Linked DNA regions of Homo sapiens: regions 2 and 3 are each linked to region 1. Evidence: read pairs that join two places in POLR2A ChIA-PET (ENCODE). Cell type or tissue: Panc1. All regions are shown on one strand.

Region 1 (8,000 bases):
GGCGCCTAGAGAAACCGGGGCAGGGCTGTGTGTTCAGTTCTTGCAGGAATAGCTTAGTCTGATGATGTTTTATTGAGTTTTAATTTTAGTAGAACTTCAAAACCTGGAATAATCTAACCTAGAGGTTCTCAGCATTTTAACAACCAAGAACCCATGATACTCACCATGGGTGTCATGTTTTGAAGGTTTTCACCACAAAATCTACATTCATTAAAAGCCCTATAATTTGTGCACACACACATACACACACACACCCTTTTCAACATTAACCAAAGCCAGCCTGGCATGGCAGCTTACACCTGTAATCCCAGCACTTTGGGAGGCCAAGGCAGGCAGATCACTTGAGCCCAGAAGTTCAAGACCAGCCTGGACAATATGGCAAAAGCCCATCTCTACAAAAAAATACCAAAAAAAAAAATCAGTCACGTGTGATGGCACATACCTGTAGTCCCAGCTACCTGGGAAACTGAGATGGGAAGATCACCGGAGCCCAGAGGTCAAGGCTGCAGTGAGCCTTGATTGCACGCCACTGCACTCCAGTCTGAGCAACAGAGTGAGACCCTATATCGAAAAAAACAAAAATTAACCAAAGCCATAATGGCCACTCAGAGTGTTTGGTGCTAAGGACAGAGCAGGGAACAAGGTTTCTGCCCTCATTGAATACTAGAGGGGAAAGTTAGACAATAAATATATATTGGGAGGCAGGTGATGGTAAATGCTGTATAGAAAATAAAGCTGAACATGAGGGCTATGTGGGAATGGAGAATACTTTTTTATACAAGGTGGTCAGACATGAAAGGAGTGAGGGAACCATCCCCGCAAATACCACAGAGAGAAGAGTTTCCCAAAAGTAGTGAGAGGTAAGTGGCTAAAGCCCTGTAAGAACAGGGCTAGGAAGGTCAAGGAGCACCTTGTAATGAATGGAATATGGTTTTACTCTTAATGAGATAGGAAGCCACTGAAGGGTTGTAAGCAGTGGAGTTGACATGATTTCACTTAGGTTTGAAAAGCATTATTAAGTTTAAAAAGCATTCTTTTTCATGGAAGTCTGACAGGGATGGGGAGAAGGGAGACCTGTTGGTTATTGCAGTGATCTATGTGAGGGAGGATGGTTGGTGGTGAAGGTTGTGAGGAGGGTCAAATTCTGGATATATGGTGAAGGTAAGGCCAAGAGGGTTTGCTGATGTAATGAATCTAGTCTGAGAAAGGGGAAGTCTAAATAATTCTAAGGTGTTTGGTCTAAGAATCTGGAAGAACAGAGGTCCTTTTCTGAGATGGGACAGGCAGCTGGTTTTGGATAGGTTCAGTACGAAATAGCTATTAATCAACAGGTGGAAATGTTGAATAGGCAGTTTGATATAAGAGCCCAAGTTCGGCCAGGCGCGGTGGCTCACGCCTGTAATACCAGCACTTTGGGAGGCTGAGGTGGGTGGATCATTTGAGGTCAGGAGTTCGAAATCAGCCTGGCCAACATGGTGAAACCCCACCTCTACTAAAAATTACAAAAATTAGCCAGGTGTGGTGGTGCATGCCTGTAATCCCAGCTACTCAGGAGGCTGAGGCAGGAGAATCGTTTGAACCTGGGAGGATGAGGTTGCAGTGAGCTGAGATTGCGCCACTGCACTCCAGCCAGAGCGACAGAGCAAGACTCTTTCTCAAAATAATAATAATGGTAATACCAAAGTCATGAACATAGGTTGGAGTACTGTGTCAGAACTCTGACATCCTTGGGGAATCTACATTTCAGAGGTTAGGAGACAAAAAGGAACTTGCAAAGGAGACTGAAAAGGAGCAGTTGGTGACAGAAGTGGTGGCCTAGAAGCTGAATAACATTTTGTTATAAAAGAGGCCATGACTAACATGTCAAAAGCTGCCATAACATCAAGAAAGGTGGGGCCATTTGTATATCTTTTTTGAATAAATGTCTGTTCAGGTCCTTTGCTTGTTTTTGAATTCAGTTGTTTATTTTTCTTGTTGTTGAGTTGTATAGTTCTTTACATATTCTGGATATTAATCTCTTATCAGATTTTGCAAATTCTCCCATTCTGTAGGTTGTGTTTCCACTATCTTGACAGTATTCTTTGATGCACAAATGTTTTTAATTTTGCGGAAGTCCAATTTATTTTTCTTTTGTTGCTGAGTTTCCTTATCTTTTTCAAACAGGACAATAATGCTATCTGATTCATAGGCTTGTTATGTTGATTAAATAAATTAATACATGTTAATACAGATAAAGGGATTGAGACAGAGCCTCCCACATAAGAAGAACTCCATAAATGTTAGCTATCATCCAGGCTAAACTTACAGTATAAAACCCAGTGGTCAGCAGTATAAAATTAGGACATGTGACACAGAAGCCAGAGGAGGAAGGGGTTTAAAGAAGCACATGATCAACAGCACAAATCTTGCAAAGATGATAAAAACAAGCAAACAAGCAAACTTAGACATGACACCTAAAAGTCAGACAGTGGTGTTCAGGTCAGACGCCAAATTATACTGGATGAAGAAATGTTGCTAGACCCTTTCTGATCTCCAGAGCCAGATCTCCTGCTGTTTCAGCTCTTAGGGTGCTACAAAATGAGACAATCTGTTGGACTTTGCTGAGACATAGCAGAGAGAACACTAGATTTAACTGGGTTAAAGTGTCTGGTCTTTTACCACTTGATCTCTGTGGTCACCTCCCATAGCTCCAGTTCTCTCACTTATTGAGAACAATTATTCCTATTTCACAAGGGCATTGACAGGTTACAGTGAAGAGTAAGCATAATAGTAAGTCATTAATTATTAAGATCAGTACATGGCTCCTTTCTGACTGCATGCCTTGTTCTGTTATTCCAACACTGTTGGAATGAACACTGTTGTTCTTCCAGCACACCAGGTCCCACCAGCCACAGGCACCTGTGAGGTGGGACATTCCCATTTTACAGATACTTGGCTTATAGGTTTGCAATAATAAAATGAGATTAATACACATCAAATGCTGGCAACAATATTGGCGGCAGTTTTATTCTCATGGAAAGTTCTTGCCTGATTTTTAGTAGTGCTTTTCTCTTCAGGTCCAATTTCTGGGCCACTGTATTCCTCATAGCTTGCGATGTTCACCAACTTACCCAACCTCAGTGTTGCCATAAGAAGCAAGTGCTTATATATTATCATTGAACGTATCAATGGAGCTTTTTGTTCCCTCTGCTTTGGTTGCAGATATGAGAACGCACATTAAGTGGGTTATGAGTGTTCTGTTTGAGGATTTCATCTACTGGTGAATAAACAAAACATGGTGCTCTTGCTGGGTTCCTACAGCTACCAAAGCAAAGATGTCTTCGGTAGAGTAACTATGTCCGGTCCTGATCACTTTCGCCCTTGCAAGCCACATTTCAGAGCAGGATGTAAGTCATGTTTATTTAGTCTGGTTTTTACCCTGTTGTCTGGTTCCTGTTTATTCTTTTTTTAAGGTTTACATTTATTTTCTCTTTCTTTTCCTTTTTTTTTTTTTTTTTTTACAAAGTCTCACTGTCACTTAGCCTGGAGTGCAGTGGCACAATCTCAGTTCACTGCAGCCTCAACCTTCCTGGGCTCAGGTGATCCTCCCACCTCAGCCTCCCAAGTAACTGGGACCACAGTCATGTGCCACCAGGCCCTGCTAATTTTTGTATTTTTTTGTAGAGATGGGGTTTCGCCATATTGCCCAGGCTGGTCTCAAACTCCTGGGCTCAAGCGATTTGCCTACCGCAGTCTCCCAAAATGCCAGGATTACAGACATGAGCCACCGCACCTGGCCTATATTTGTTTTTGATTTATTACATATTCTAAGATACCTTAGGAATGAATAGATTTTGAAAATAGAGTAGGAAATTCTATAGAGAATACCTGAATGGTTTAGAAAAGCCAAAAGCGCTATTATGATTTTATAATATTTTGTTTATTAATAATGTATGGTAACAAATAGAATATTTAATTCAACATGCATTTATGGAATGACCTTCCTTGTACTAGACATACATTCACAGACATGCTCACATACATGCATGGGAATCCTAATTACCACTTCAGGCAACATAACAATTCCCCTGTTCACATTTAGTTTAATCACAGGACCCCTAAAAGAAGTTAATCAAGGCCGGGCATGGTAGCTGAGACCTGTAATCCCAGCACTTTAGGAGGCTGAGGCGGGCAGATCACTTGAGGCCAGGAGTTCGAGACTAGCCTGGCCAACATGGTGAAACCCTGTCTCTACTAAAAATACAAAAGTCAGCCAGCCATGGTGGCGGGCGCCTGTAATCCCAGCTACTCAGGAAGCTGAGGCAGGAGAATCTCTTGAACCCAGTAGGCAGAGGTTGCAGTGAGCCGAGATTGCACCACTGCACTCCAGCCTGGGTGACAGAGTGAGACTCCATCTCAAAAAAACAAGAAGTTAATCAAGTGGGCAATTTATTTCTCTGTGTTGTTCCCTTACATATTAAAACTATTCAGCTCATTTCTTTGGAATCACTCCCCCATGCCGCCATCCTCAATGTTTAAATTCCTTATTACTCATCAGGTTAATGTGAGAATCCTATTGCAAAAGCACTGTGTAAACTGAAAAGGTTTTCTTTTTATCTGGTTGGGGGATCCAGTCTGGCCTACTTTATCTAGTTGACTGCAGTGAGAGGTTAAATGTTTAAACCCTACCAGTTACACCATTGTTCCAGGAATTGAATTGAATGGAATTAAAAGACTTTTCCAAACAACTCAAACCAAGCAAACACTCCCTGATTTGTTCTCTCAAACAAAATATATTAGCCTGTGGCGACTAAATATTGACCTAATGACTAAATGAAAGCAAACAGATTCTATAATGCTCTGAAGTACTCACCACTCAACCTCAGTGAAACTCAATGAAACTTCCCAAGAAGCTTCCAGAGAGCAACTCTTTCAGTTAAGTAGGGACTGGAAAAGGTGCATGTCTTTAAGTAGAGAGAGTAGAGACCTCGAAAACACTCCCCCCTGAGAATCCTAAAAGTCTCATTTATATAAAAACAAACAGGAGACAACTCCCCACCCTATCTACCTGTGTGATATCCTATTTTAAAAAATAGACCAGGGGCTCAACATTGCTAATGGACCCATTTAACCCCCCATTTCTACACACACACGCACACACACACACACACACACACACACACCATCCTCACTACATTTACCACCATCATCACTAGTCAAAGTCGTAAAGATTGAGCTCCATATGTGAGTGTGACGCCCATTCCCTCAAAATACTATCAGCCCTTAGTATCTAAGGTTCCACATTCATGGATTCAACAAACTGCAGATGGAAAATATTTGGAAAAAAAAGAACAATCAATAATAAGTAATAATACAAATAAAAATGCAATACAACTATTTACATGACATTTACATTGTGTTAGGTATTATAAGTAATCTAGAGATTATTTAAAGTATATGGGAGAATGTGTGTAGGCATATGCAAATACTATGCCATTTTATATCAGAGACTTGAGCATCCTCAGATTTTAGTATTCTTGGGGGTTTCTGGAAGCCCAGACTACACCACTATGCAATATAGGTATGCAAGAAATATGCACTTGTGCACCCTAAATATACAAAAATTTTTAAAAATTAAAAATGGCTACTAAACTAGGTTAACTTTTAAAGCACAGAGCCATTACAGCTGTCACATAAAGGATAAGGAACAGCTGTGCACTGGGAATTCCTGATCTTAAAATAACTATCATGGCCACCCCCAGTGGCTCATGCCTGTAATCCCAGCACTTTGGGAGGCAGATGTGGGCAGATCGCCTGAGGTCAGGAGTTCAAGACCAACCTGGCCAACATGGTGAAACCCCGTCTGTACTAAAATATAAAAATTAGCTGGGCGTGGTGGTGCATGCCTGCAATCCCAGCTACTCGGGAGCCTGAAGCAGGAGAATCGCTTGAACCTGGGAGGCAGCAGTTGCAGTAACCCAAGATCATGCTGCTGCACTCCAGCCTGGGTGACAGAGCTAGACTCTGTCTCAAAAAAAAAAAAAAAACTATCACGACATCAATGTCAATCAGATTTTCATACTTCCTTGGTAGGTACTGGTTTTTCTCTCAGTCTACGAAAAGCTTTTTCTTAAGGCTCCAAGTAGAAGACATGTAAGCCTCTGTTCAAACATGCCTCTAAAAGCAGAAACTGGAAATGGGACTACAGGGTGACTGGCTGCTCACATACCATGTTTGGCTGGTGGGATTTGGTGAGGGAAGTTACTAAGTATATCCACATTAAGAGAGGACTTCCATTTCCCTTCTCTCTGTGACCATCCAGCCCCCCTTTAACACTGTGACCATTCCCCAAAGCTCAGCATGATGAAATCTCTGTTTCTTACCAATAACTGACCCCTAAGTTCTTAAACTTGTTTTGATAACCACATCCCTGTTGACTTGCCATACAGTCACAGAAAAACCTCTCAATGCAGCTTTATAAGATAGGCCTCCTTGCCAAGGAGAACCTGCATTCTAATTCCTCAGATTCAAACCAGACATGCCCAAACCACCTGCTTCTAGATATTTGTACTGGTCTCCATGGTACCAGACTCACATACTTAGAGTGAACTTTGAAGAGTTCAAAGCCACACTGAAGGAGGTACTAGACTTGGAAAGAAAACAGAATGAAAAATTCAATTATTTGTAATTGTCTAATTATTAGTTGGTTTTCTTCAGATTAATTCTTTTTGTTTTGTTTTGTTTTGTTTTGTTTTGTTTTGTTTACAAACTCTGTTTTTTGAGACAGAGTCTTGCTCTGTTGCCAGGCTGGAGTGCAGTGGCATGATCTTGGCTCACTGTAACCTCTGCTTCCCGGGTTCAAGAAATTCTCCTGCCTCAGCCTCCCGAGTAGCTGGGATTACAGGCATGCAACACCACGCCCAGCTAATTTTTGTATTTTTAGTGTAGATGGGGTTTCACCTTGTTGGCCAGGATGGTCTCCATCTCCTGACCTCATGATCCGCCCGCCTTGGCCTCCCAAAGTGCTGGGATTACAGGCGTGAGCCACCACGCCTGAACAGATTAATTCTTTTCTTAAACTCCATGCAGTATTTATTTTGTTTTTTAGAGGAGAACTAGGGGCCCATAAAAATAGCTATAAGTATTTATGTTTCTGTGGCCCATCTTGTACGGCTCTCACTGGGTAAGGTGTTAAAAGTGAAACTGCTGTTTAGCTTTCAAGCATATTCTGTTTGTGTGAATTCTCCCTGTCCTAAGCTTCAATTACTTGATTTTTCTTTGAGACAGAGTCTCTGTTGCCCAGGCTGGAGTGCAGTGGCACGATCTTGGTTCACTGCAACCTCCGCCCCCTGCATTCAAGCGATTCTCCTGCCTCAGCCTCCTGAGTAGCTGGGACTACAGGCGCATGCCACCATGCCCTGCTGATTTTTTAGTAGAGGCAGGGTTTCACCATGTTAGCCAGAATGGTCTTGATCTCCTGACTTCATGATCTGCCTGCCTCTGCCTCCCAAAGTGCTGGGATTACAGATGTGAGCCAACGCGCCTGGCCACATTTCCTTGATTTTTCTAGCCACTCTCTCTGTTATCATGCAGGAAAAAGTGGAGAAAAGGTAATTTACTTAGAAGAATAAAGAGCAATCAATTTCACTCTCAATACTTTCCCCTGTAAAAGCCCTAATGGAAGTGTCACCCAACCTTCCTAACTAGCAGTGTTATATTAGGTTGCCGCAAAAGTAATTGCAGTTTTTACCATTAAAAGTATGCAATTACTTTGCACCAACCTAATAGGAAGCAAACTTTCAAAGTCATTGATCTCTCAACAGCTATGCCTTTCTATTCATGTTACACTATGGAATTAGGATAGGCACCTATGAAGACTTTTCCAAACTAGAGCTCATGGCTAAACACGTGATTTTGCATGTGATTGCACAGGTGAGTCAAATCAGGCTCACATTATATCTCACTTTATCAGTGAGGCCAATCAGACTTTATCTCTTATGGGCTGCATCTGAAGCAGAAAC
Region 2 (8,000 bases), 190 kb before region 1:
TTCTGCCTTAGAGAAAGTGTTAAAATAACTTTGATACATACAATTAACCCTAGGTTTTAAAATAAATACTTGCTAAACAGAAGTTTTCCGTAAGGGTTTTTAAAAAAGAGTCATCTATTAGCGGCTGGGCGTGGTGGCTCACGCCTGTAATCCCAGCAGTTAGGGAGGCCGAGGCAAGTGGATCACGAGGTCAGGAGTTCCAGACCAGCCTGGCCAATATGGTGAAACCCCGTCTCTACTAAAAATACAAAAATTAGCTGGGCATGGTGGCACGTGCCTGTAGTCCCAGCTACTCGGGCGGTTGAGGCAGAAGAATCACTTGAACCCAGGAGGTGGAGGTTGTAGTGAGCCAAGATCGTGCCACTGCACTCCAGCCTGGGCAACAGAGTTAGACTCCATCTCAAAAGAAAAAAAGTCATCTATTAATTTAATTGTGATCTTTTTTATATGCGCTTGTTAGCCTGTACATAGCTCAAATTTATAGCTTCAGAACACTATAACAGATGTTTTAAATATCTCATTTTCTACCAACATGAGAAATCCTAGATTTCTAAAACCTAGAGGCAGTTAATATCATCCTAAAGGCAAAGACAACGAGAAAAAGTAATATAATATGTTGTTAAAGTAGCCTTTTATATAACATAAATATTTTGAACAAGATCAAAGAAACCACCTGATCCACATTTAATCAAAGGACTATTTTTTTCTAACTACATAAGTGGAAAAGACTTATCAGAGGAATTTTAAAATTCCTGTATCTTATATTTTCTCTATCAGGATCCTTACTGATTTAACTTGTTTCAACACTAATGTAATAACCTTCCACAAATGAAAGGCTTTTTTCTGAAAAACAAATTATACAACATATAGCACAGGTAGATGGAAAAAAACTAAAAGGATATGTGATAGCCATCTCTGGATGGTAGAAGATGAAAAAAGACTTAGTTTTTTCATAATCCTTAAATATTTTTGTATGCACAAAAGATCCCTTCAAAGACAAAAAGTGGCCCTTACAAAAATAACACATCACCAGAATATACTTTCTCAAACTGAGTGAGTATCTTTTGTGACTGCTACTTGCACTGAAGTCTGCCTCTGACTTTATTTTTTTGAGATGGGGGTCCTGCTGTGTCGCCCAGGGTGAAGTACAACAGGCACGATCATGGCTGATTGCAGCCTTGAACTCTTGGGCTCAAGTGATCATCCTGCCTCAGCTTCCTCAGTAGCTGGGATGACCGGTGTGTGCCACCACACCCAGCTAATTTTTAAATTTTTCTTTTGTAGAGACAGGGTCTCACTATGTTGACTAGGCAGGTTTCAAACTCCTGGGCTCAAGCGATCCTCCCAACTCAGTGCTGGGATTACAGGCACGAGCCACCATGCCCAGCCCTGCCTCTGACTTCAAGGGGTTTACAATCTAGTGGAGAAGATAAGGCACAGATCCATGGTATAATTAAACAACTAAAAGATTTAGTCACAAGACAAAGGGCAAGATCAATACAATTTTTAGGAATTGAGAAGGAGAAGGCTCAGTGGGGGCCTAAGTGATTGGGCATGACCTCAAAGAGGAAGACTGTAAGCCCCATCAGGGCAGGGGCCACCACTGGGTTGTCTGCCAGTGTATATGGGTGTCCAGCTCAGGGCCAACTTATATAAATATTTGTTGGTGGAGTAATTAATGGAGGAGAGAATCTGGTTTTGAAGGACAGCTTTCAGGAGACAGCAAGAAACCTACTATAGCTAGACTAAAGGAAAAGAAGGTTCAGGTAATTCTGGGTTATAAACTGGTCTTTATACTATGAATAAGTGGGTTTTCAACTTTTCTAATAAACAGAATGAAAGTGTGTCCTTGGAAGAGAAATTAGGCAGTAACTGTGCTAGGCTACATGGAGGGGTGATAAGAGGTAGCATGACCACCAGCAAGATATTGCTATAAAATGGCGTGAGTTTAGAAGGGCCTGGCCTGGAGCCTAACAGAGAAATAGAAGGAGCAGAAACTAGAGGTGGAGGAAAATTTGCTGGCAGATCCTACAGGGAGGAAAGAGAAAAGGGAAGGATTTCAGTCCTTTCCATAATTTTGTGACTGGATGACTGAAAGAATGCTTTTAAACATTTATTAATCCATCCGTCCATGCATCTATGCATCCATGCATCCATGCATGCATGCATGCATCCATCCATCCATCCATCCATCCATCCATCCATCCATCCATCCATCCATCCAACATTCATTGCTGCTACCGCATGGGGATTCTCAATCTTATAAAAAAGAGCAACTCTCCCTTTCCCTAATTACACCTGTCAGTTGACTGAGTCTCTGATGTGTTCCAGGATCTATGCCTGACACTGGGATAGGATAATAAAGATGGTCTCTACCCGGAAGAGATGAGAAAGAAGAAGATAAGTAAAAGTTAAGGCTGCTCTGATAACTACAAGTTAAGAAAACAGATAAGTCTGTTTTCTTCCCATTCTTCCCAACTTCAAACAGGATCCAGCCTGATAAACTGGCCTTGAGTAAAATTTACAAGTTTTGTTTGTTTGTTTTTTCTGAGACAGAGTCTTGCTCTGTCACCCAGGCTGGAGTGCAGTGGTACGATCTCAGCTCACTGCAACGTCCACCTCCCAGGTTCAAGTGATTCTCCTGCCTTAGCCTCCTGAGTAGCTGGGATTATAGGCGCATGCTACCACGCCCAGCTAATTTTTGTTTTTTTTTGTAGAGACAGGGTTTCACCATGTCGGCCAGGCTGGTCTCGAACTTCTGAGCTCAAGCAATCTGCCCACCTCAGCTTCCCAAAGTGTTGGGATTACAGGCGTGAGCCATCATGCCCAGCCAAAATTTATAAATATTTAGGCTTAAATTATATAAATCACTGATTTTGTTATACAACTATATGCATTCTTTTAGATCCGGTTTGAACTGATCTTAAAAAAATACTAACAAGAATGTAGGTGTAAGTGTTTTACTACCATGCAGGAAGAGATTGCCCAAATAGAATACCCTATAGAAACCCAAAGTAAGTCCAGAAAAGAAAACACTGGAAGACAATACCATGGTTATTTGAACAGCAGTGACAGACTGCTCTATCTGGGGATTTCCGCTGATCTTTTCTAAAAGGATTCCAGAAGAAACCATCTTATCTTATCATCTATGCATATCTCAGTGGGAGGCACAAACCTACTTACATTGAATCAGGCAGGACTCCTTCCCCTTCTCAGCCTGAAACTTAAAACAGCAAAGTTGCCAGGAGTTGCCTCAAATGAATGAAGTACCACTCCTGCCTGCTCTTGTATATTTTGTGCATTTGGAATCAATCCAAACTCCAAAATGGAAATAAAAGTACTTAACCTCACAAAGTTGTTGGAGGATTAAATCATTTGAGCTTTATTATCCAAAGTAATTAACATGTTTGAAAGATGCAAATTTAAGACTTAAAATCCAACTTTAAAAAATCTCAGACTGGGCCCAGTGGCTCAGGCCTGTGATGCCAGCACTTTGGGAGGCCAAGGCAGGAGGATCACTTGACCCCAGGAGTTCGAGACCAGCCTGGGCAACATGGGGAAACCCTGTTTTTACATAAAATTTAAAAAAAAAAATCTCAGTGCCTAGACAGCAGTACTTTCACAGCAACAGTAGATATGTCTTGCAAAGTAAAGAGTAATCAGAACATCACAAAAATGAGTACTGGAAAATCAGAATTTTAAATAAAAATAAAAAGCATCAGTTAACAGGATGGATCACTTAAATACAAAAATAAAAATAAAAAAGCAAATCTTTAGTATTGACCTGCAAGGTTATAGGAATGTCCTTAGGATTATAGGAACATAGGTGCTTCAATTAAAGCTGTGTAGCCTTGGGAGGACATTTCACCTTTGTGCTTGTGCCTTTCTTTTTAGGAGAAGATATCATCTCTAATATAAATGTTGTCTCAATGTCATTCTTTGGACAAAAAACATTTTGGCTAAAGAGTTTTTTTTTTTTTTTTTTTTTGAGAGGGAGGTTGCTCTTCCTGGCTAGGCTAGAGTGCAATGGTGCGATCTCAGCTCACCACAACCTCTGCCTCTCGGGTTCAAACAATTCTGCCTCAGCCTCCTGAGTAGCTGGGATTATGGGCATGTGCCACCATGCCTGGCTGATTTTTGTATTTTTAGTAGAGATGGGGTTTCTCCATGTTGGTCAGGCTGGTCTCGAACTCCTGACCTCAGGTGATCTGCCCGCCTCAGCCTCCCAAAGTGTTGGGATTACAGGCGTGAGACACCACACCTGGTGAGATGTTTTAAACCTAGCTTAAAACCAATCTAAATTACTTCCTGAACAGCTTCAACATATCCAAAACTGACCCAGATATTTTGGAGGCCACTAAATTATAGATATAAGACACACTCCCTGAACTCAAGGTTGGAGAACTGAAGCAATCAGAGATGGCTACAAAGAGAATGGACTTCTGACCTGACTTCAGGTCAGGCTTAGGGGAAGGAAAGAATTTTAAGCAATGGAAGAAAAGGCATAGGATGAAGAATACAAAGTCTACTACGTTCTTTAATTTTAGTCCTGATTTCGTGGCCTTGAATAAGCCATTCATCACTTTTCCCCCTTCCCAAATCCACCAGTATCGAGGGCCTATTATATATAAGGTATTGTGCAACAATTAACGAATGGAAAAGCCGAGGTGGGCAGATCATCTGAGGTCAGAAGTTTGAGACCAGGCTGGCCAACACAGCAAAACCATATCCCTACTAAAAATACAAAAATTAGCCAGGTATGGTGGCAGGTGCCTGTAATCCCAGCTACTTGGGAGGCTGAGGAGGGAGGATAACTTGAACCTGGTAGGCGGAGGTTGCAGTGAGCTGAGATTGTGCCACTGCACTACAGCCTGGGTAACAGGCAAGATTTCATCTCATAAATAAATAAATAAATAACAGAAAAGATTTCCCAATCTAAGATTAAGTAAGAGGTAGCTCAAACTAAAAATAACTCCAAGCTCACATGATGTTGGTATTATAAAACAAAATTCTTCTTCTTTTGTTTAAGAGACGGAATTCTCACTGTCACCCGGGCTGAAGTGCAGTAGCATGACCATGGCTCACTGTAGCCTCAAATTCCCGGGCTCAAGCAATCCTCCCGGCTCAGCCTCCTGAGTTGCTGGGTTATAGGCATAAGCCACTACACCTAGTTAAAATCTATTTTAGTAAAGAGAGTTTTTTAAAACCTGCTTTTGTCATTTCACACTTTCTCAATAAAAAACAAACTAAGCATGAAACCTAAATTTAACATATGTAGACTTTTTACTACTTAGAACAGTCGTAGTGTGTAAAATAAAATAAATAATATGGCCGGGCACCGTGGCTCATGCTTGTAATCCCAGCACTTTGGGAGGCCAAGGCAGGCGGATCACAAGGTCAAGAGATCAAGACCATCCTGGCCAACATGTTGAAACCCCGTCTCTACTAAAAATACAAAAAATTAGCTGGGCGTGGTGGCATACGCCTGTAGTCCCAGCTACTCGGGAGGCTGAGGCAGGAGAATCTCTTGAATCCAGGAGGCGGAGTTTGCAGTGAGCTGAGATTGCACCACTGCACTCCAGCCTGGCAACTGAGCAAGATTCCGTCTCAAATAAATAAATAAATAAATAAACAAATAAATAAATAAATAATATGTAAAAATTAATCTTTGCACTAAATTTTCAGATTCTTGTTCCATTCCCCTCCCATTTGAAACTACAGCTGTCTTTTGCCACTAAAAACAGTACTTCATTTGACAGCTATGGAAAGAGCCTATGCCATTCAATAGCTGGTTTATGAGAAGCACTGAGTTTATCTAGCAAAAACACAACATGTGTATCAGTACTTCCCTTTGTCCTGTGTATTCTAAATCTCTGCCAAAAGCAGAAGTAAGAAAGTACAGAGGGACAGGATATCCTTAAATTATTCAGTTGGCTTTATGTCATTCCAGACAGAAACCTAGTGCCTGATTCATCCTTAGAAATTTAAATTAAGGGCCAGTTGTGGTGGCTCACGCCTATAATCTCAGCACTTTGGGAGGCCAAGGTCGGCAGATCACTTGAGGTCAGGAGTTTGAGACCAACCTGGCCAACATGGTGAAACCCCGCCTCTACTAAAAATACAAAAATTAGCCGGGCATGGTGGTGCACACCTGTAATCCCAGCTACACAGGAGGCTGAGGCAGGAGAATCGCTTGAACCTGGGAGATGGAGGCTGCAGTGAGCCAAGATGGCGCCACTGCACTCCAGCCTGTCCTGGGGCTAAAAGGTAGGTCTTCCTCGTGAGCAGTCTGTCACTAGGCAAGCTTTGAAGTGCTGAAGCCTTTTCCCTAAAGAGAAATGAGGAAATCCTGGTTTTTCAGGATTCACCTATTATCTCCAATATAGCTCTTGGCTTAAGAGAGTGAAGTTAAGAAGAAAAGCATGGACACCATTTCTTAAGGAGAGTAACAGAAACCCAGTACCTCCAAATTTACTTATAGAACACATTGACTTTACGGTTGTGGCCACATTTTGACGTTCTTGTCCATTTTGATACAATTTTAATGCGTATTATATATGCATATTAAGTCACTGTACATCCAATACAGTTCAGCAAATATTCCAGAGACCCTAGTAGTAGGTGTTGGGTAACTATGTTTGGTACTGAGACTACACTAGCCTTTTTGTGATGCCAAACCACTTAATTTCAATAAGCCTGTTATCTCATCTGTGAAGATAAAACTGATATTTGCAAGGCTATGGTGAGGATTTAAAGAGCCAGTGAATATAAAGGCCTGATTACAGCAAGTTCCTTCACTCAAACACAGTGTTTTTGCTTTTTTCTTTCCTTCTTTTTTCCTTACTAAACAGACATAGCTCTATAATCTTGAAGCTTACAGTCTAGTAGAAGATAGACTATTATCATAAGGAAATAACTATCAGGATAAGAATACTACTATTACTAATAATAGTAAAAGCTAATACTTATGTAGAACTTGTTATAATTAAAGCATTATTCCTGTTTTTTTTAGACAGGGGTCTATGTTTCCCAGGATAGTCTCAAACTCCTGGGCTCAAAGATCCTCCCGCCTCAGCCTCTCCAGTAGCTGGGACTACAGGCGTGTCCACTGCACCCAGCTACGGTACTATTCTAAGCACTGTCCACATTTAGCTCATTAATCAAACCTTATAACAACCTTCTGAGGCAAGTAACTAGGGCTATGATAATGCTATATAAATATGTGGGAGTGACCCTCTAAACTCCACTCTCGAGTAGTTGGGGAACGTACCTTCTTGGAATTAATAATATTAGCCAGGTGAAATGATGCACGGGTATGGGCTTGGGATGGTCAAAGATGTTCTGAATTAAAAAGCAGCTACATGTATGAATGCCCTGAGGTGAAAATGCACACATGGATGGATGATCAAAGAACCGAAAGCCGTTCAGTTCAGGCAACGTATATGTAAAGTATATAAGCAATCTACAAATCCACGTATTAGGCAACGTGGTGACGGGGGTGATATACAAAGAGAGGCACCCGAGTTTCATAAAGGCAAGAAGAGTTGGCTGATGGATAAACCAACTGGGTGGTTGGCAAAATGCTGGAGAAGCCCACCTGTCAGCAACAGCCTGTACTGGGGGATCCTCTGAACCGGCTTGAGCAGGTAGTGCTTGAGGGCCAGATTAGCACAGCGAGGGCTCATCTGAAAGGAGAAGGCATCTAAATTAACACAGTGTTTTCTAAGAAGCAAGGGACCCAGATTCAAGTGCTCAGGAAGCCAAACTTTAAACATCAAGCAACTCTGGAAGGAGATTCGTAGAGAGGCTCCCTTTTATTTTAAGGTACAGCTGTTAGATACACTGAGAGTGAACCCCAGCCAGACTGACCACCAACCTCCACCCTTTCCTGTAGGCAGTCCCTGAAACCATTTGCTCCTAGGAAAAACTTGTTAACAACCCTCTCAAAGAGCGTGGTAGCCACAGTCTGTGTCCTAGGCTAGTTAGAGCCCACCCTACTC
Region 3 (8,000 bases), 220 kb after region 1:
AAATATTTATACATGTGCAGGAGAAAAAAAGACTAGAAAATATACCAAAATATAAATAGTTTTACCAATGGATTGTGGGGTTATAGGATTAGAGAATGATTTTTCTTTCCTTCTATATAGATTTCCTATATTATATAGGTTTCCTGCAACTATATGTTGCACTCTGTAACAGTGTATTTTAAAACTTTTGCATAAAAAGGAAATGACAGAGAAAGATGGAGAAGTAAAATTGCAGTACAATTCTTATTTGCTAATTGACACAAAATCTTTGCATTTCTGAAACACTGAAAAATAAACTTCATAGATATTCCTTAAGAAGAATTACATCTGAAATACTTAAACAACATTTTAGGAAAGTATGCTATAAAAACAAAAGATGGCCTTATTACAATGCAAGTTGAACTGAAGAACAGAGGCAGGTGTGCAGGGGGAAGGAAATGACCTAAAAGCCTAATAGCCTCAGTTATAAAAAAAATTTTGTTTAAATTTGTGTGTTATGGGAAAGTAGAGAACCTTATGTCTATTAACAGTTCACCAATAAGTCCACTCAGTATAGAGAACCTTTACTTCGAAGATTCTGGTTTTATAGTCCACCTTATCATGACAAAGGAAACTTTTGAGTAGTAATTAAAATAAAGGAAAATCATATAAGATTATTCTAGATGAAATCACATTTGTTTACCTTAAAATTTCCCTACCTACTTGTTAAAGCTCTCAGACCATGACCCTTTGATTTTATAGGAAGTCCTCCAGGGCTACTCCTTGGTCCCTGAAATTGCTCAAGTGTGCACCATTTTCTTTCTTTCTTTGGGTTTTTTTTTTTTTTTTTTGAGACGGAGTCTCGCTCTGTCACCCAGGCTGGAGTGCAGTGGTGTGATTTCAGCTCATTGCAACCTCCACCTCCTGGGTTCAAGCGATTCTCCTGACTCAGCCTCCCAAGTAGCTGAGATTACAGGCGTCTGCCACCACACTCAGCTAGCTTTTGTATTTTTAGTAGAGATGGGGTTACACCATGTTGGTCAGGCTGGTCTTGAACTCCTGACTTCAGCTGATCTACCCGCCTTGGCTTCCCAAAGTGCTGGGATTATAGGTGTGAGCCCCCACGCCCGGCCATGTGCACCATTTTCATCCCGAGAATAGCAGCATCTTTAAATCCGTTCCCTCTGGGATTAAACCCTCCTCTTCTCAATCCCTCAGATAATGAATGTAATATTGGTAACCTAGAGAGCTCCGTCTCCTGATTTCTCCCTCCCTCCAAAAGCTTTTGCTACCATAGATGTAAAACTACTTCCAATGATTCATGAAAGAAGGAATTGAGTGAGCTGATTTCTCTATACATATTTATAAAAACAATCTATTTTGACCTGAAAATGGTACTAGCTCAACACACTAGATGTACATAGAATATGCCTTTTTATAGGCTACACTTTATGAACTCCCAATGATGAAAATAAGATTCTTAAAAATCCATACCTGACTAAGAAGTTGTCCATGAAAAATGTTATTTACAACATTCAGAACTTGTTTGATGAGTTTCCTTTGAGAAGTGGGGATAAGAGCTGGTAAACTGGTACCAGTTGTCTCTAATTCACGTTGTATTTTATCTAAAAGTTCACAAAGAAATTCCTGAGCGTCTTGTTGGGCGTAACCACGAAAGGCAGGAATGAGTCTCCACACTGAGTGTAGCATAGCAAATGGTGAGACCAACGCCCACTTTCCAGACCACATGACTTGGAACAAAGTATGCAATTCATGACAAAGAGAAATGTACTGTGAAGTTGGCTCCTTTGGCTGAATAAGTTCCATCTTTCTACCTTTTGATGCTCCACCACTTAGTCCTGATGACAGACTTGATTGTCTGGAGCAAACAAAACCTGTATCTTTTTCCTGACATTCATTCATTTGATATACTACTGTATCTGTGACTGGTGGATGCTTACAAGATCTTGTCTTCTCGCTAGCAGTCATAGCCAGCCATTGGTTCAGATCAAGCTTTAAAAAACATTGTCGAAAAATAAGTAAATGACTCAACACCTGAAGAACAGAATTCATATAGCAAGTATTTCCCAAATTTCTCAATCCTGTTACACCAGGAGTTACTATTGGCCTTCGTTTAACTGAGGAGTCACTGACTTTTTGAGATATTTCATTTTCTGAGGTAGAGAGTACTTTATCTTTTGCTGGTGATGCTGGCGTTTGTGCTGGCACCTGAACAGAAACTATTTCTATTATGGTCGACTGAGCGAGCCCTTGTAAACGTAAACTCTTTCTTGGAGGCATACTTTCCAATTCTGCTTTAACTTGATACTCCAATTCCTGCCGTCTTTTCTTTACTTCTCTTTTTACTACTATTTTTTCCTGAAATGGTTCTTCTTGCTTTTTTCTTCCAATGGGTGATTGTTCAAACCATGTTCGAAAGATTTTACCCATTAGTATCCTTCTCCTGTGCCAAAGAGCAGTATACAGTTGATCTTCACTTTGAAGCAGAGATTGGGCACCGTCATGTAAGAAATAAGAATCATCACCTGTACCCATGGACCGTAAAAACCTCCCACTACGAGTTGTGCAGTGATAATTTTGACTTTTGATGGCACTTAATGTACGTCGTAGTAACTTCAGGTCTCCAGTTGTGTTATCATTCAGAACATAATCATCACAAAGGTAACAAAAAACGTACATCTCATTCACCTCCAATGCAACAGGATGACTGCTTTCTTGAAAGTGCTTGAGTGCATGCTCTTCAATATATCTTCCACAGGCAACATGGGAGCAGCTAAGGCAAGCCCAAATGGACTCGGTCGTGTTGCAGTCCACACAGTGCCATTTCTGAGGGTTGAGGCTGGAATGGTCTTGAGCAAGCTGCAGCTGCCCAACATGTTTGCACGTATCCATTGCTAGCATTTATTTAGTCTAGCTGAGAAATGCATAATCCAAACAAGTCTCTGTTCACAACACTTGAAGCATCTGAAAACTAAACAGAACAATGTCAAGTGTTAATAACAAGATGCTAATATTTTTCATATTTTTTCCCAAGAATAATAAAGATTTGTGTCCTCTGCTCCCAATTTCTAGGCTGCTTATCATAATACCATTGGCAGTTCTCCCATTTCCCTTTCTCTAAACTTCCCTAACCTCACATCCACCTTGCTCTGAAAGCACAGACACTTCACTTTCTCTAATGAGGCGCCTTTAGCTTTTGTTTTTAACTTTCTGCCACCATCTAGTGGTGAAAAATGGGTAGTAATCACTTTCCACTGAAATAGCTTAAGATCTATCCTTTTTTACCCAGTAGTCTGAGGGCAGTTTCCAAAACTGCATTCCCTTTTTTTTTTTTTTTTGAGACAGAGTCTTGCTCTGTGGCCCAGGCTGGAGTGCAGTGGTGCGATCTCAGCTCACTGCAACCCCTGCCTCCTGGGCTCACGTGATTGCTGTGCCTCAGCCTCCCGGGTAGCTGGGATTATAGGAGTGCACCACCACATTCAGCTAATCTGTTTTTCGTATTTTTACTAGAGACAAGGTTTCGTCATGTTGCCCAGGCTGGTCTTGAACTCCTGAGCTCGGGTCATCTACCCGCCTTGGCCTCCCAAAGTGCTGGGATTACAGGCGTGAACCACTGTGCCTGGCCCCTTTTCTTAATGACAGGGGTTGGCAAGACCCAAATATATCTCACTAATATTTATAAACATTATGAGCCTTATGTGGAGTTAATAAAACATAATCAAAGATGAAAAGGTGAGTTTTAAGGCAGAAAAACATAGGTTTGAATTGTACCTTTGCCACACACTGTTAAATGTATGATTTTGAGCAAATGTTTTAACTTCTCTAAACCATCTGTAAAAGAGGGAAAATCATACCAACTTCAATTGAGTTGTTGAAGAACTGAGAGATAATATTTATCTGACACATGGTAAATGGTAGTTTTAATTGTATCTATAGTGAACGAATCTTATTACCCTATTTAAATAAATCATATTACCATTAAACTTATTTTTTTCCATTTGGTAAATCAATAATTACCTTTAATTCATGGCTCTATAACATACTCTGAGGCCGAACAGACTTGACAGTTGGCTTTAGGGAAAGAGAAAGACAGAAGAGGAGAATGTGCTTTTGTATTTGAATATTCTCAGAAACATACAAGGAAATAAAGAGAAAAAAAGGAAGAATATGAAGTGGGTGGCAATAAGCTTTTATTACATTCTAGCAGGCCTAAACCTATCTGAAATTATAAGCTTATTTTTTTAAAAAAGCTTATGTGATTTTTGACACAGAACTTGTTCCTTTATCAGTTAAAGTCAGGAACACTTCTGCTGTAAGTTATTTACATGTAATGAACAGAAATCTTATTTAAAAAGCCGTGATCACAAACACTTTTTTCATTGATTTAATACAAATCAAAGACAAATTTCAGGGTTTGGGTGGAGACCTAGTTACGGAACACTAAAAACACCCTATGTATCATGACCAAGGCATTAAATTTTTAGGGCAGTTGAAACTGTGAATTTCAACGGTACCTGCAAGTGCCACCTCCAGGCCTTAAGAAAACTGCAAAAGCAGTTGATTTTTGGTTCCTTCCCACCTCTTTTTGTAAAATCTCATATTCGTTCCTTAATTTTTAGGTATCAGGTACTGACCAGTCCCAAATCTCACATGTTCACATGTTTCTTTCTTTCCTTTTTTTTCCTTTTTTTTTTTTTTTTTTTTTGAGATAGGGTCTTGTTCTGTCACCTAAGCTGGACTGCAGTGGTGCAGTCTCAGCTCACTGCAACCTCCACCTCCCAGGTTCCAGCGATTCTCGCACCTCAGCATCCCCAGTAGCTGAGACCACAGGCATGTGCCATTACGCCTGGCTAATTTTTGTATTTTTGGTACAGACATAGTTTCACCATGTTGCCCAGGCTGGTCTTGAACTCCTGGCCTCAAGTGATCTACCCGCCTAACCCTCCCAAAGTGCTAGGATTACAAGCGTGAGCCACCGTGCCCAGCCCCCATTTCACACGTTTTAAGTGCACATTTTAAATTTACTCCTCTCTCTAAAAATTTCCAGAGGTTTAAAATCTGGTCAAATATGGTACTTTATTAGAACACCTAGGATTTGACAATAGTTGCTAATGGCAGAATTGAGACATCAGTGATTTATATATTCCACTATCCCATATCTTTCTGTACTGAGGCAAGAAACCTTAGAGTCATCCTTGACTCTCTCTCTCTAAATCAATCCTTCAGGAAAAATGATTGACTCTACCTCCAAAATATACTGAGAATCTGACTTACTTAGTGCCTCTACTGCCACCAGCCTGATCCAAGCTACAATCAAGTCTTACCGGGATTACTGCAGTAAGGCTCCCAGATGGTCTCTCCACTTCTGTCCTTACTGCCACCAACAGTCTACTCTCAACACACAGTAGCATGGTCTGCATCTAGACCTAAACAACCACTTTAGGGGATCCTTGCTGTGACCCTCCTCTATTAATGTGTAGTCAGCAAGGCCAAGGGCATGTGGCCACCTGAAGTCTGCACACACCAGCAACTCCCCTTCTAAGGCCACTCGCTGGTACCTGGGACTCAGAGAATTACTTGCCCTAATCATCCCCAAGCTTGCTTCTAGGGCCTATGAGCAACACAGAGCCACTGAAGAAATCTGTAGAGGAGAATGATATGATCAGATCTGTGGGTTACAGAGGGATCTGAATTACAAAGAGCTCTGGAGAAGGGACGAGTGATTAAGAGAGACTAGCAGTCCAGAAATTATAAGGAAATTAAAGCTGCAGGAGTATAGCAGTTTTGAAGAAGGGGGCAGAGGTAGAATTAGTGCTTAACAAACATTAGTTGAGAGAATTTACTCAATTTGGAGGTTAAGGGAAGGATCTAGGGCTCTGTATTACCTTTTATTCAAAATGATAAAATGAATACAGAGAAAATTTAGTTAAACATGTTTCTGGCAAACCATAGAAAATAATTTTTATATTATTTTATTTTTTGAGACAGAGTCTCACTCTGTCGCCCAGGCTGGAGTGCAGGGGTGCTATCTTAGCTCACTGCAACCTCCACCTCCTGGGTTCAAGCGATTCTCCTGCCTTAGCCTCCCGAGTAGCTGGGATTACAGGCACACGTCACCATGTCCAGCTAATTTTTGTATTTTTAGTAGAGACGGGGTTTCACCATGTTGGCCAGGCTAGTCTTGAGCTCCCGACCTCGTGACCTGCCTGCCTTGGCCTCCCAAAGTGCTGGGATTACAGTCATGAGCCACCACGCCAGGCCGAAAATAATTATTAGTTCAACATCCTTGCAGAGGTGAAGAAGGAAATGCCAGCAAAAAAGATCATTTCATTCCAAAATTTTAAAGACGTAGAATGAGTTAACACTTTCAGAAAAGGATCAGTAGGAAAAAGCCTGGTGAGAATACATTTATTCTGAGGTTACCTCTGGGTAATGGGACTGAAAATTACTGTACTTTCTTTATTAATCTATACTTTCAAAATTGTAAAAATAACATGTTTTAAATAAAAACAGCTCAGATAGTGTTAAGTATGTGCTAAATTGTACACTAACCTCTTTACTCCTTTCTCTACTCTGCAAATAAATTCCCTTGAATACAAAAAAAGTACCTGTTTCATTGAAGCTATTGCTAAAAAATCTATTTAGATAATAACAAAGTACTTGACCTTCAAAGGGAAGTGGCATCTATAATTAAACACATCATTCTATTTGATACAAAATTGTGAAAAGGGTGAAATCTTGATTAGATGTCATCTATCTGAGACATCATGGTAGAAGAGAGGGATTACAGTAAAACGGTGAGCGAGCACACACTGGAATCTAAATCCCCGAGTTTAACACTTGACAGGATTTACTATGTGACCATAAATTACGTGCTACATACCTCAGTTTTCTTATCTGTAAAGTAACAGTGGTAATAATACCAATAGGGTTGTTGAGGGAATTAACTTAGAACAACTCCTGACACTTAATAATATGGCCCTGAGTACATCTTAGCTGCCAATAGTAATAAAATAATAATAAATTATTATTATAAATGCTAGTTTCCTTCTAGTTGATCACTTTTAGCCAGGGATTCCTTCTTCTCAGCCAAATGTGTACTAAGCCCAACTAAGGTGCTAACAGATAATCAAGATGTTAGCTAAGAACTAAGGTCTGACCTCTCCCAGGGGAATTTGCATTTTAAAAGGGGGGGGTCTCTCAAAGATAAAATCTTTTTAAAAATAGACGTGAAACCAGAATAGTGGAATGACGGATCACGAGATTAATATTTTAGCTCAGGGGGCCCACTTACCCTGTCTACTTATGAAAGAAATCAGTAAGGGGTAGACGACAGAGGCAAGGGCACCGTGGAAAGCAGGAGCTGCAGAGCCAGGCTGCTGTCCCTAGAGATCTCCAGTAACTCAGACAGTAACTAGGGTATCCCCAAAGGGGTCTCATCACACAAAGATCTAAGAGCTTGGAGGAAAGAAAGGAGGATGGGAGTATTTTCTTGACACTTCCTATATTCCTCTACTGGGTTCAGAGCACCTCTTTTCATTTGCTAATCCACCGCTGTGAAGCTATGCATTCGCTCTGGCGTCAGCAGATTGGATGTATGATTTTTGGCAGTATATTCATTTTAAAGAGGTATTACCTGACAAAACATTTTTATATCCCTCATGCAGATTCTGACAAAATATTACCTGTACCAATATAATAGCACCTTACAAATAGGATGCTTGAAATGAAATCTATAAGGATTAAAACTATCTGTGCTATAATTCTCATGCATTTAAAAAATGTTTCACACTCCAAATTCAAATCAGTAGCTATCAAATGGCTTTTTTTTCTTTTTTTACCAGTGTGACTTGTCAATGAAATGGCTTTTTTTTTTGTTTTTTTTTTTGAGACGGAGTCTTGCTCTGTCAACCAGGCTGGAGTGCAGTGGCGCGATCTAGGCTCACTGCAAGCTCCGCCTCCTGGGTTCACACCATTCTCCTGCCTCAGCCTCCTGAGTA

The links. ChIA-PET counts read pairs that join two places held together with the same protein. Peaks named below come from ENCODE experiments on the same cell type or tissue, not always from the same donor. Only the 100,000 strongest peaks of a DNase experiment are listed, where the experiment ranks them.
Region 2: POLR2A ChIA-PET joins it to region 1 with 12 read pairs; 2 of 35 experiments call an interaction of 5 or more read pairs at or near these places.
Region 3: POLR2A ChIA-PET joins it to region 1 with 10 read pairs; 6 of 35 experiments call an interaction of 5 or more read pairs at or near these places.

The regions. Positions count from the first base shown.
Region 1 is chr12:95,313,616-95,321,615 of GRCh38, forward strand. No RefSeq gene overlaps it. Among named protein-coding and RNA genes, the nearest start is that of MIR3685, 7.7 kb to the left of the region's middle. In Panc1, no CTCF peak of the experiment used is centred here; a DNase peak (open chromatin) is centred at 4,656; H3K27ac peaks cover 416 bases.
Region 2 is chr12:95,127,142-95,135,141 of GRCh38, forward strand. It overlaps FGD6 (FYVE, RhoGEF and PH domain containing 6), which reads right to left. Exons shown (of 21, transcript NM_018351.4): 8 at 7,598-7,685. Among named protein-coding and RNA genes, the nearest start is that of NR2C1, 58 kb to the left of the region's middle. RefSeq lists a silencer at 5,759-5,959. In Panc1, no CTCF peak of the experiment used is centred here; no DNase peak of the experiment used is centred here.
Region 3 is chr12:95,531,356-95,539,355 of GRCh38, forward strand. USP44 (ubiquitin specific peptidase 44) reads right to left here. Exons shown (of 6, transcript NM_032147.5): 2 at 1,474-2,971. The coding sequence starts at 2,901. Among named protein-coding and RNA genes, the nearest start is that of USP44, 16 kb to the right of the region's middle. In Panc1, CTCF peaks have their summits at 3,238 (motif pointing left) and 3,443; a DNase peak (open chromatin) is centred at 3,206; H3K27me3 peaks cover 293 bases.